2 separate regions of the Mus musculus genome follow, and region 1 is linked to region 2. A link is a contact called in ENCODE Hi-C or POLR2A ChIA-PET data. All regions are on one chromosome and are shown on one strand. Each heading gives the region's core, a stretch centred on a gene start or an enhancer-like site at or near the end of the contact. The rest is flanking DNA. Distances are from core to core; before and after follow the strand shown. Region 1 holds the start of Islr2 (immunoglobulin superfamily containing leucine-rich repeat 2). Region 2 holds the start of Islr (immunoglobulin superfamily containing leucine-rich repeat).

What was found. Hi-C counts contacts between places; a loop is a spot of excess contacts on that map. ChIA-PET counts read pairs that join two places held with the same protein, here RNA polymerase II (POLR2A).
Region 1: POLR2A ChIA-PET joins it to region 2 with 21 read pairs in Patski. The contact joins the promoter of Islr2 here to the promoter of Islr in region 2. A Hi-C loop is called at or near these places in 4 of 37 maps with a recorded cell type or tissue (all left cerebral cortex). POLR2A ChIA-PET finds 5 or more read pairs at or near these places in 2 of 5 experiments (Patski and embryonic stem cell).

The regions. Positions count from the first base shown.
Region 1 is chr9:58,199,102-58,205,318 of GRCm38, reverse strand. Islr2 (immunoglobulin superfamily containing leucine-rich repeat 2) reads left to right here and starts at 3,034. Exons shown (of 3, transcript NM_177193.5): 1 at 3,034-3,367; 2 at 3,947-4,039; 3 at 5,336-6,217. The coding sequence starts at 5,344. It also overlaps the pseudogene 1600029O15Rik.
Region 2 is chr9:58,154,296-58,160,276 of GRCm38, reverse strand. Islr (immunoglobulin superfamily containing leucine-rich repeat) reads left to right here and starts at 1,723. Exons shown (of 2, transcript NM_001195431.1): 1 at 1,723-1,850; 2 at 2,047-4,013. The coding sequence starts at 2,055. The coding sequence ends at 3,341.

The DNA of each region.
Region 1 (6,217 bases), core at 1,785-4,284, 44 kb before region 2:
GCCTAAACTTTTAGTCAAACACCCATTCCTTCCGTTTTCTTCCCCCACTCTAGCCCAGCTTAAGGCCAATAAGTTTCCTTTGTCAGCTCAGAGACATTTTAGAAGCCTCGGGCAAAGTAAGGAGAGGCAGGGACAGGCCTGCAAGAGAAGGCGCTCCTGGTCAGGGTCAGGGAGGTATGATGGGAGTTCTCTTGCCAGTGCAACTATGCACACCAATTAACTCGCAGGAGAATGGTGCACTGTTGGATTCTGGGCACTGGGAACCCAGTGGGCCACGAACTGGCCAAACCTGTTAGAGTAAGGAGGGCCGATTGTGTTTTCATGGAGGCACAGACTGGGTATACCTAGAGAAAACTCGAGGATTTTGGTCAAGCATGCCCCGGCGATAGCATTTCCCAACAGCACTGCAAAGCCACAGGCAGGGCTCTTTGGTGCCCAGGCCTGCTCGTGCCATCCCTTCAAGGTCAAGGCCTTGTTTCTGCACAGTTCAGGCAGTATCCAGCAGGGGGAGCGCGGGTACCAGGGTTGAACTCCAGATCTCCGCGGACCTAGCCCGGGGAGCAAGTCCGAGGAGCCTTCGGTTTCAGCGATCCCACCACTTGGACAACCTGGGACCTCAAAGGTTGAAGTTTGTGGAGGTCAATCCACAAAGAAGTCTAGGGGCGTTAGCTCTTGGTCTCTGCGTCTGTCTGGAGTCAGGACTGCAGCTTGGTAAAAAGCTTGTCCCTGAACTGAACAGATTCTGAATCGGAAGCCCTCTGTTTTCCAGCTTGACAACTTTTCTGTCGCTCATTCCCCCCCCCCCCCTTTACTGCACTCGCCTGATTAAATACTTGTTCCTTTAAGATCAAAGACGTAGGGCAGGGGTGGGAGGTGGGAAGTGTTTCTATGCCGTCTCTCCTTCCCTAGGTATTATTAACCGTAAAAGCAATCGACGGCAATTCTGGGCGGCGCCAGGGCTCTGCCTGCCGTCTTCTAGCAGAGCTCAGTGGTTGAATCAGGAATTGCAGCTCCTACCCAAGACCCTGCGGACGCTGCTAGCGGCGACTCCGGCTGGCCTTGTCTGGACCGGCACTGGGTTCTGCAGGGTTGAAGACGGGGTAAGGGATGTCTTCTCCCTGGTGCAAATTCGGGCAACAGAAGCATTTTTCGGGAGAGTGGGTGGGAAGCTGGGTTCCACGGGAATCAGTACCCCAGCCAGCGTGGTCGCCACGCCCTTAAACTATTCTGTAGACGCTGGAACCGCCCTCTCTACAGGGAGTCCCCTGGTTTCAACCTCTTTAGGGAAGAAAGCCAGAGTTGGGAGAGCTTACCCCAGACACTCCTGCACGTCCGTGCGATCGAGAGAGCTCATGAGCCCATTCTTCCTTCCAGCCCTCGGCCCTTCGCTCCTCCTAAGTTATCCCTCTGCAGGCTTGCGTCCCTCCAAACTCAAAAAAAGAGAGCTGACTAGAAGTAAAAATCGGATGAGTGGATGTTCACTGGCGGAGGAACGCCCACGCCTTGCGTCTTTCTCTCCCCCACCAGGAAAGTCCTCAGGATTCTCCATCCCAGAACACTAAGAACAGCAGAACGTCCCTCTGCTGCCACACCCTCTTCTGGTGCGAGGCACCCCCCACCCCCTCAAGGTTGCTAGAACATGAACAATACGACAGACATTCCTCTTACTTTGCAGACAAAGAAGTCGGTATCGGGCGGCTATTCCAAATCTCTGAGGCCTTGTCCCAGGTTAGAGCCTTGTGCTGGACGGCCTCAGACGTACAGGATTCCAGGCAGGGAGGAGTCAGAGTTCTCATCTCCTCTCCCTTCTCAAAGACATCTTCCCTGGATCGCTCAAGCACCCTCTCCTGGTTCGGTCTGTGGGGTTTCCAGGCCCGAGCAGGTGTGAAGTTCTAGATTCCGAACTTGGCTGAGTTTGTGGGGGTCCCATCAGCCCGTAGCCAGGAGTAGGAAAGAGGGAGGGACCAAAGTGAGCACACACCAGTGTGTTCATATTTAATTTACAAAGGAGCCTCAGAAACCCTGCCGGGTGGTCCCTTTAGATGCAGCGTTCTTCCTGCATCTCTCTGCGCCCCCCTCCCTAGCTCATTAAAATGCTTAACACTCAAATCGGGGTATTGATCTCTGCAGAGGCCCCAAACACACTGCCATCCAACCAAGACAGAAGACTGACTCTGATGAGGGCTGGGAGACCCCAGCACCCCAGTATTACAGTGTATATGAAAGAGAAGGAGGGGACTCTCTACACATCTCTCAAAATCTATGCCCCCTTACCAGTTCTGGCTAGCAGCTCTGTCTCCTGGGATGCCATAGGCGGGGGAGTGAGATGATGCATTTTAGTCAAATCCCTAGACATCCCTTGAAATTCTCCTGCTCATCGCTAAAAGAAATGTCCAGGGTTTGCCAAAGAGAACAGCGAGTCCCGAGTCTGCTGAGGCCAGCTGTTACATGAGGGTGTGAGATGGCAGGGCGGTGGCTGCTGCCTAGGCTTTCACAGTGTGTGTGTGTGTGGGGGGGGTGCGAGCATGCAGGGGTTGATGGCCAGCTTGCTAGAGATGCTGAGAGGATACTGAGGAGCGGGGTGGTGGTGCAGGAAATGCTCAGGGGTTGTAAGTCCCTAGTCCACAGCACTCAAGAGGAGCAAACGGTTTTTGTAACTATCCTGGTCCCTGTAGCCACTATTAGTGGGCAACCTTGGTGTCCTGTTAGCCCGCAGCAAGCAAGGGCAGAGTGAGACACTTGGGTGAGTTCAACCTAATGTTTTAGGAGCTCAGAAGACACCCACTCCACTGTGAGCACTAGGTAGCCCACGGGCAGTGGAGTGCACGCGCTGGTTTTGCCACAAAAGACCTGAGCGTGGAGTTCAGGCTCAAGAGGCTGAGCAGGGTCTGCGATGGGCTGGGGAGGTGGGCGTCTCCTCTCCGCGCACCCTGCAGGGCTGCGCCTACTAATCTGGCGAATTAGTCTGGCGGTGATTGGGGGTGGAGGGGAACCAGGATTTGTATCTGCCCAGATCCAGGCAAAATATGACAGAGAGGGTGAGGCGTTCTGCTAACACTATCAATTATGCATCGTGTTGAACGAAGCTTCGGGGAGGGGGAGGCTAGCAGGCGGCAGGAGGAAAAGGGTCCGGGAGAGCCAGGCAGCGCAGTTCAGCAGGTCCCACTGGAGGTCTTTCTGCGCCACTGCTTGCTTTGGAGAGGGGGGAAAAAAGTGTTTAAAGGCAAAGACACGCCCCTCCAGTCCTATGCTTTTCTTTCTCCCAAATTCCTCAAAGATGGTTTGTCTCACGTGTTGCGGGGCGTAGAACGGCTCGCATTCAATTAGAAGCGAAGCTCGCGGGCGCTGGCGGGACGGGCGCGTGAGGGTGAGTGAGCGTGGATATTTGTGTGCGCGCAAAAGAGAACGGTGAGTGTTTGAGTGAAGGTGTGCTTGTGAAAATGTGTGTGAAAGTAGGGAGAACTTAGCGCGTTGACGCGATTATTACATGTTGACGAGTAGTTCTAACCTGTGAAAGTCATGTGAAGATGTGTGTGTGTGTGTGTGTGTGTGTGTGTGTGTGTTGGGGAGGGGTTTGGAGACATAAGGAGGAATAGTGACAATGTCATCGAATGTGTAAATGTGGGGAGAAGTAGAAAATGGGTGCTAGGGGTACGGTGGGCTGGAAAGGGCGGAGCCTTGGGCTATGGGCGTATGGAGCCCCTTGAGACCGACAGGTCTCAGCCTGAGGTGAGTAGAGGATCTCTATGGCTTTAACAAATGTAAACGCAGCACGAGGTGGGAGACTGTGCGCGTTCCCGCCGAGCACGGGGGCGCGCGACCGCTCTCAAACCTGCAATCCTGGAGAAGTAGGGCGAACAGATAAGGAAAGAAAAAAATTGAAGTAGGACTTTGGGGCCAAGGGGAGTTCTTTCAATGCACTCCCCCTTTCTCCCCACCGCCACAGCAACAGATGCCAGAAGCTCCCTTAGACTGTCACCTGAGTCTGGAGACCGGCTCGCAGCCCCACAGCATCACACTGCAAGTCAGAGAGCAGCAGGTAAGCAGTGGAAGGGCCCCACAACCTCAGTCCACAGGGTCGATCCAGCCTAGTCAGGGTTGGGTGGCTGTCTGGGAGGAACAGGGAAGGGAGGTGCCTCCTTTAGGAGCAAAAGCAAGAAGGGACCCGCTAATCTCAGAGACAGGGTGTAGGAGAGGGTCTTCCAAGACTGACAGGACCCTCAAGTTGGGGCAGGGAGTCTGTGTTAATATATTTGTATGTCTAGAGACAGGGGATGCACTCAGGCGTCTTAAGGCTCTAGAGGGAAGTATAGAACCTTGGACTGTCTCCAGGCTTATTAGCTAGAGACTGTTCCCTAAAAACCTGTGGGCAGAGGGATTCGCCTGGGCTCTGTGAATCCAAAGAGGAAGCTTTATTGACTGTTTCCACAACATGCCTGCTCTAGTCAGGGGGTAGGATTTTCTTCTCAGAGGAAAGCATGGTTGAGCAGTTGTGACTTCCTGAGGGGAGCTGCAGCCCAGGGCAGGGAGGTGAGAAGGCAAAGTGGGTGGAGGCTGCCTAGATCCCCCACACCACACCTCACAAGTTCTCCATGTTGCATCGGCTAGGGGTTCGGTCTCAGAGTAGGGCAGTGTGGCACCTATGTCTCTGAGTGTGGCTGGTTCACATGAGGACTTGTGTCCCTGTGCCTGTCCCTTCTCACTGTACACAGGAAAGTGCTTTGCTTCCTGGTGGAGAACACTGTGGTAAAGCTGCATTGAGTTGGGAGAACAATGAGGTCCCCAGGGTATATTGTGTAGATGTTTGGGTTGCCCGTATTTTTGTGTCTATATAACTCATTGTGAACCTCCTAACAGAGTCTCGCTGCCTTGTAGTGGGATGCAGCAGGGAGATGCCTGAGTTTTTGTTTGCGCTGTTGTTGCTTGTGAGGAAGTGTGTGCGAGTGCTATGCGTGGGACAAAGGATTCCGAAGAAGACAGTTAGTCATGAACGAACATCTTTCTGCATCTCCATTTCACTGAATTAAATGAAGATAGAGAAAGAAGGGTCTGTATGGGGCCCATTGCAGACCACAAGCTTTGGAGGGGGCAGTTCCAGATAAGGGGATAGATGGGAGCTGGGGGTGGTGTGGGGGAGGATACTTCATGCCCTCTGGAGAAACAAGACAGTTTCTGAAAGCAAGCCTTCATTGAATATGCAGGCTTTCACTGGTCTCAATTCAGTAACCAAGGTGTCTGGAGCCTACATAGGTTTAGAAGGTAGAGTTTGTTAGGGGAGGGAGAGAGGTGTGGCATAAGTGACCATTTCCCCCTTCACCTTGACTTCCCTCTGCAGGAGTCACGATGGGGCCCTTTGGAGCCCTGTGTTTGGCCTGGGCTTTGCTAGGAGTGGTCAGAGCGTGTCCCGAGCCTTGCGCCTGTGTTGACAAGTACGCCCACCAGTTTGCAGACTGTGCCTACAAGGAGCTGCGCGAGGTCCCAGAAGGACTGCCAGCCAACGTGACCACGCTTAGTCTGTCTGCCAACAAGATTACGGTACTAAGGCGGGGGGCCTTCGTCAACGTCACGCAGGTCACTTCGCTGTGGCTGGCTCACAGTGAGGTACGCACGGTAGAGTCAGGGGCATTGGCAGTGCTGAGTCAGCTCAAGAACCTCGACCTAAGCCACAACCTTATATCCAACTTCCCTTGGAGCGACCTTCGTAACTTGAGCGCGCTGCAGCTGCTGAAAATGAACCACAACCGTCTGGGATCGCTGCCCCGGGATGCACTCGGCGCGCTCCCGGACCTGCGCTCTCTGCGCATCAACAACAACCGGCTGCGTACCCTGGAGCCCGGCACGTTCGACGCACTAAGCGCGCTGTCTCACCTGCAACTCTATCACAACCCCTTCCACTGCAGCTGTGGTCTCGTGTGGCTGCAGGCCTGGGCAGCGAGCACCCGGGTCTCCTTACCGGAGCCCGATTCTATAGCGTGCGCCTCGCCCCCTGAGCTGCAGGGCGTGCCCGTGCACCGCCTGCCCGCCCTGCCCTGCGCACCCCCCAGCGTGCGTCTGAGCGCAGAGCCGCCGCCTGAGGCACCTGGCACCCCTCTGCGCGCAGGCTTGGCTTTCATGTTACATTGCGTCGCCGAAGGCCACCCCACACCCCGCCTGCAATGGCAACTTCAGATCCCGGGTGGCACTGTAGTCTTAGTGCCACCGGTTCTCAGCAAGGAAG
Region 2 (5,981 bases), core at 474-2,973:
CCCTTTCACATAGTGTGGGATGGTAGATTCCAGAAGTAGCAACGCTCACCATACTGTCTAGCATGTTACAGGACTTCAACACCAAGGGGACTGAGCCACAGGGACTGTTCCTGAGATGAGGCCCCGAAGCCTTGCTCTGAGTGCTGGGTCCTGGACCGTGGAACCTCTTTGTCTGCAAGCCAGGGTGTTCAGAATCCCCAGCCAGTGACACCTCTGCCAAGGCTGATTTCTGCTCTCTGTCAGGCATGCTGTCATCTCTGTCATCTTGCCTGCACATACAGCCCACTCAGTGTGGGGCTGGGCTGCTGCCTTGGGAGCTCCCTGCCCAACAGCCTCAGACTTCAGGATATATTTACTTAAAAAAAAAAAAAAAAAAGCTTAACACTTTGGCTTCTCGACCAGGGGTTAGAGCTTGGTGGCTATTCCCTACACTTTGGTCCTTACAGTTTTCCAACAAGAAGCCCCAGCACACACACACACACACACAGAGAGAGAGAGAGAGAGAGACAGACAGACAGACAGACAGACAGACAGACAGACAGACATTAAGAGAGACACACAGGAATACATACTCACGAAAAGACTAATTCATGTCCAAATACAAACCACCATCACACAGTCCCACACAGACACACACATCTCCTACTGCATATCTCTAATATACAGACTTATCCACACACAGTGACATCCATCCACTCCCCACTACCACCAAGCCCACAGTGCACACACAACAGCACACACAAACACCAACACAGCCAGGCAGGAAGAAGGGGCTGCTTTTTTTTTTTTTTCTTGTTGGAAGCGAGGTTAGAAATTTCCCACTTTCCATGAAATCCAGTTTCTCACCCTTCCCCTATTTAAAAAAAAAGCCAAAAAAACAAAAACAACCCAACTTTCTGGCCTCATCTTTTCTTGGGTCCTACACAGATAGTGCTGTGACTTTAAGAAGTTGGAACTTCAGAGATGAGGGAGAGAGAGAGAGAGAGAGAGAGAGGGAGAGAGAGAGAGAGAGAGAGAACACATGAACAACCCCAAATTTGGCCTCTTTCCCTGTCCAGTTTCTAGTGTCAGCTATGAAGCAGAGTCCCTGTTGCTGAAACTCAGTTTCATTTTGTTGAAAGGAGTCTAGCAGCACAGAGCCTTCCCCCGCAGCCCTGCTTAGAGCTGTCCCGTGCACCCTGAGCCGGGTGTGCAAACCAGCCAGACCCCTCCTCCAGCAGTCCTGGTCCTGTGGACTTGCGAGCAATCCAGTCCTTAGATGCTTTGGTTCCATCTTAAAAGCTGTTAAGCTTGACTTCAGAAGAACAGTTTGGAGGTAAGTCAGGAAAGAAGGGGCCCCCGTGGCTGGGAGCGAGGAAGCTAGGGGTGTGTTTTTAGCACATCCCTCTGGGTTTGAGGGACTTGGAACAGGCTCCTGCTCAGAGCATCTGCTTGGACAATCTCAACCCCAGAATTTCCAGCTGCATTTGAGCTGAGCCTCTGGCCCCCCTGCCTTAGCTGAGAGGTCCTAGCTGGTTTATTTAGGCAGCTGCCTGGGATAGTTTGAACAGAACAGGCCACAGAGTGGGAGGGGTGGAGGGTGTGTGTGTGCATTGCACAAGGGGCCTTGTCTGGACCAGGGAAGCAAAACATACCTATGGGGGGCTCTAGTGGGAGGAGCTGTAGCCAGGATGTGGGAGGGCAGAAGGGAGGTTCTGTGCAGTGCGGGGGGAAGGGGGTGGCTGGAAAACAGATTTCAAGTCATAAAGTCAGCTAGGAACAGGCCAAGGCAGAAAGAGCTGTGTGCAAAGGAGAAGCTGGGGTCCACTTCCATCTTGTCTTCATCCTGACTGACTGCACACACGACCTTGGCAAGTCCCAGCCCTCCTCTGGGCCTCGGTTTCTTCTCCTGTTGGGGTGAGGGTGGTGGGTTAGGTGGTATTGGATTCTGGCTGGGTTATGTGGAACAGGGCCTTCTAACGGGGAGAGTTTGGGCAGGGATCTGAGGAGGGACAACTCCTTTCTATGAATCCTAGGCTCACCCGGGTGGCATGCCCTTCCCCGTAGGACGTACCATGCGGGCACTGTGCCTGCTTTGTTGGGCTGTTCTCCTGAACCTGGTGCGAGCTTGTCCAGAGCCCTGTGACTGTGGGGAGAAGTATGGCTTCCAGATTGCAGACTGTGCCTATCGTGACCTAGAGGGTGTGCCACCGGGCTTCCCGGCCAATGTGACCACACTGAGCCTGTCAGCCAACAGGCTGCCAGGCCTGCCGGAGGGAGCCTTCAGGGAAGTGCCCCTATTGCAGTCGCTGTGGCTGGCACACAATGAGATCCGCTCGGTGGCTATTGGTGCTCTGGCCCCTCTGAGCCATCTCAAGAGTCTGGACCTCAGCCACAACCTCCTCTCTGAGTTTGCCTGGAGCGACCTGCACAACCTCAGCGCTCTGCAGCTGCTCAAGATGGACAGCAACGAGTTAGCCTTCATCCCTCGGGACGCCTTTAGCAGCCTCAGCGCCCTGCGTTCCCTGCAGCTCAACCACAACCGCCTGCACGCGTTGGCCGAGGGCACCTTCGCACCGCTCACCGCGCTGTCCCACTTGCAGATCAATGACAACCCTTTCGACTGCACCTGTGGCATCGTGTGGTTCAAGACATGGGCCCTGGCCTCAGCGGTGTCTATTCCAGAACAGGACAACATTGCCTGTACTACACCCCACGTCCTGAAGGGTATCCCACTAGGCCGCCTGCCACCCCTGCCCTGCTCAGCTCCCTCAGTGCAACTAAGCTACCAGCCCAGCCAAGATGGAGCAGAGCTACGGCCTGGCTTCGTGCTGGCACTCCACTGTGACGTGGATGGACAGCCAGTCCCCCAGCTCCATTGGCACATTCACACCCCGGGCGGCACGGTGGAGATCGCCAGTCCTAATGTAGGCACTGATGGACGTGCCCTGCCTGGTGCCCTTGCAACCAGTGGGCAGCCACGCTTCCAGGCCTTTGCCAATGGCAGCCTGCTTATCCCTGACTTTGGCAAGCTGGAGGAGGGCACCTATAGCTGCCTGGCCACCAATGAGCTAGGCAGTGCCGAAAGCTCTGTAAATGTGGCATTGGCCACCCCAGGTGAGGGGGGAGAGGATGCTGTGGGGCACAAGTTCCATGGCAAAGCAGTGGAGGGCAAGGGCTGCTATACGGTTGACAACGAGGTACAGCCATCCGGACCGGAAGACAACGTGGTTATCATTTACCTCAGCCGTGCTGGGCCCCCAGAAGCTGCAATAGCAGCAGACGGGAGGCCTGCGCAGCAGTTCTCTGGCATACTTCTGCTAGGCCAAAGCCTGCTTGTTCTCTCCTTTTTCTACTTCTAACTACACCCTGCCCTGGTTGGCTAGAGCAGCTCCAGGGCCTTCCTAACTCCCCCTGATCACGTTCCTGCCAATGTTCCGTCTTAACACCACGAGGTCTGGAATTGGTGAGGCCTGAGGTTAGCCTGGGGACTTCACATTTTCCTATCACCTTTTCTAAGCTCATCCAGGCCGCTCATTACTCCAATTTGCAGATCTGCTCAGAACTAGCAGCTAGGATAGAACTATATCCCAAAACTCATCATCTCTAGTGCTAGTTGCTGCTAACAGCATTGCCTGTGCTCCTAGCAGGGGCAGCCTGCTAACAGGGCAACAACAATGTCTTAACCTGACCTACTTTGAGAGTTCTAGCCATGGAGGTAAAGAGCTTGTGGAGGCCATCCAGGTGGGCACTGGGGCTGGGCTAGAAGGGGGTCTGGAGTGGCCAGTACAGGATCTGGAAAGGAGGTACCACGGGCCATGGCTGGGCAGGCTAAAAGCTTTCCTGTTTTTAGATGCTCTCTGATGAGATATGGAAATCATCCCTCACTGGGCCTTTCTCTCCTCTCACCCCAAGCCCCACAGCATGTGCCTGCCTCTTGAGACACTTACTCCCCCTCCTCCTCTGAAGAGGCTAGCCAGTCTGGGTAGCAGAAAAATAAATAAATAAATAAATAAATAAATAAACAAACAGCATTTCTGATGCTCTGCTTTCATCTGCTTAGAATTCTGTTGGGATCAAAGACTCTTTATCAGAGGGTGGGATGGCCATATGTGAGAGTTGTGCCAACACAGGACAAGAACCAGAGGACATATGTGGCATGGAAGGGGAGCCCAGACTCATTACTAAGCCTTAACATGTACCAAGCTGCAGATTTACTGTCTTCAAACTAGCCCATGGGATGAGGGAGACAGAAACTTAACCATTGCTTTCTGCATTTTGTAAAGGGTTTGTAAGGTGGTGGGAAGGCCTGGGCTGTAGCCCTAAGAAGAGTGTCAGGAATAGAGATGTATATGGTTGGGGCCAGATCGGGCAAGAGGAAGGAAGGAGACTGAAGGAAGGTTGGGGAAGCAGGGGACAGAACACAAGGAAGAAACTGAAGACAGGAGGAAGGAGACAGGAAAACACAGTGCACCCAGGCTCTCTCTTCAGATACCTGAGGTAGGACTGAGAGTTGGAGGTTAGTCATAGCAGCGAGGATGTAAATAGTTCTGCCAGCAGAGATGCTGCAGAACTCCTTGTCTGTGCTAGGTCAGAGGGGTCTCCCTACTCCCCACCTTTAAAGACTGGATGTATGCTCATAGGGGTGAAGACCTTCAGGGGAAGGCCTGGCCTCGTTCCAGAGCCCTAGGACTGCTGAGCTCAGCAGACTGAAGGCAAGAGATTGAGTCTGAGTAGCAGCTGTGAGTTTGGCAGCTGGCCAGCCCCTCTCCCATAGTAGTGTCCACATGTGGGGCCTCCTTTCTCCCTCATGCTCCTCCAACTTGCAGCTCATGTCCAGTCCTTGTCAGCATCAACCAGCCAGGGCCAAGAATGTCTTCACGTCTGAGAGAAAGCACCAGGATGGAGCCAGGTTCCATATGCTGTGTCCCTGGGGTAAGTTACTGCCCATCTCTGGGTTTCAAGTGTGTCAGAACTCAAATGACAAAGGGCAGGCCAGGAATGTAACTGTGTTGTCAGAGTGCTTGCCTGGCATGCATGCAGCCCTGGAGTAGTGGTGCATGCTTCAGGGGGTGGACACTCAAGAAATAGTCAGGAAAGTCAGATTCTTATTCTGCTCAGCAAATTTGAGGCCAGCCTGGGCTACATGAGAGCCTATTTCTCCCCAAAGCACAAAGACAAGGTAGATAAAGGTCCGACTGACTGACCATTTAGACTTGACAGTTCTGACTTGGAGTCCAGCATCCATGCCCACTCCACTCACCACTGAGCCGGCTAGACATCTTGGAGATCCATGCAGCATTTAATTCTAGCACCTGGCACCTACCACGTGTGGCAGAGCAGCATGGGGACTATTGTGTCCCAAGTGAACTAGCTACTCCTTTGTTTTGGGGCTCCTACTGTCCATAGAGTATAGCAAGAACTTCCCATCCAGCTATGGATCCTCTGACTGGCTCCCCACATGTGGTCCACTCCTATCTGTGCCTTCTTGCATAGCCTGCGAAGCTGCATCATCTTCGTCTTTACATACCCTGTGCAAGCCCTTCCCCCAGTATAACCTTTTCTTAGTCTTCATTTGGTCTTCACATAGAATCAGTTTTCTACATCACCTCCTCCAGGAAGTTTTCTTGATTTTTCTCCCACCTTCAGAGTGAACCAGGCCCTTTTCTTTTACCATACTGTCCTAGGTGCCCTAGATGTGTGACTGTCTCCTTGTTAAGAGCAGAGGCAGAATCAGAGTGGTCCTCCTGTGACTGTGTAGATTGCTGATAGCCCACATAGAAGGCATTTTGCAATAGGCTAAGGAGGGACTTAGAACATGCTTTCTCTGGCCCCTGGGCAGCCCAGATCGTGGTTAGGAGGCACCTCTGGTGACCTGTGCATGTGGTTGACCTATGGTTGGTAATAAACAGGCATGATTTTGAGGGTCCCTGATCCAAACAGGGTGAACCACGTCAAGAGCATCCCCCTGATTCATGCATCTTCCGTCTCGTCCAAGACCC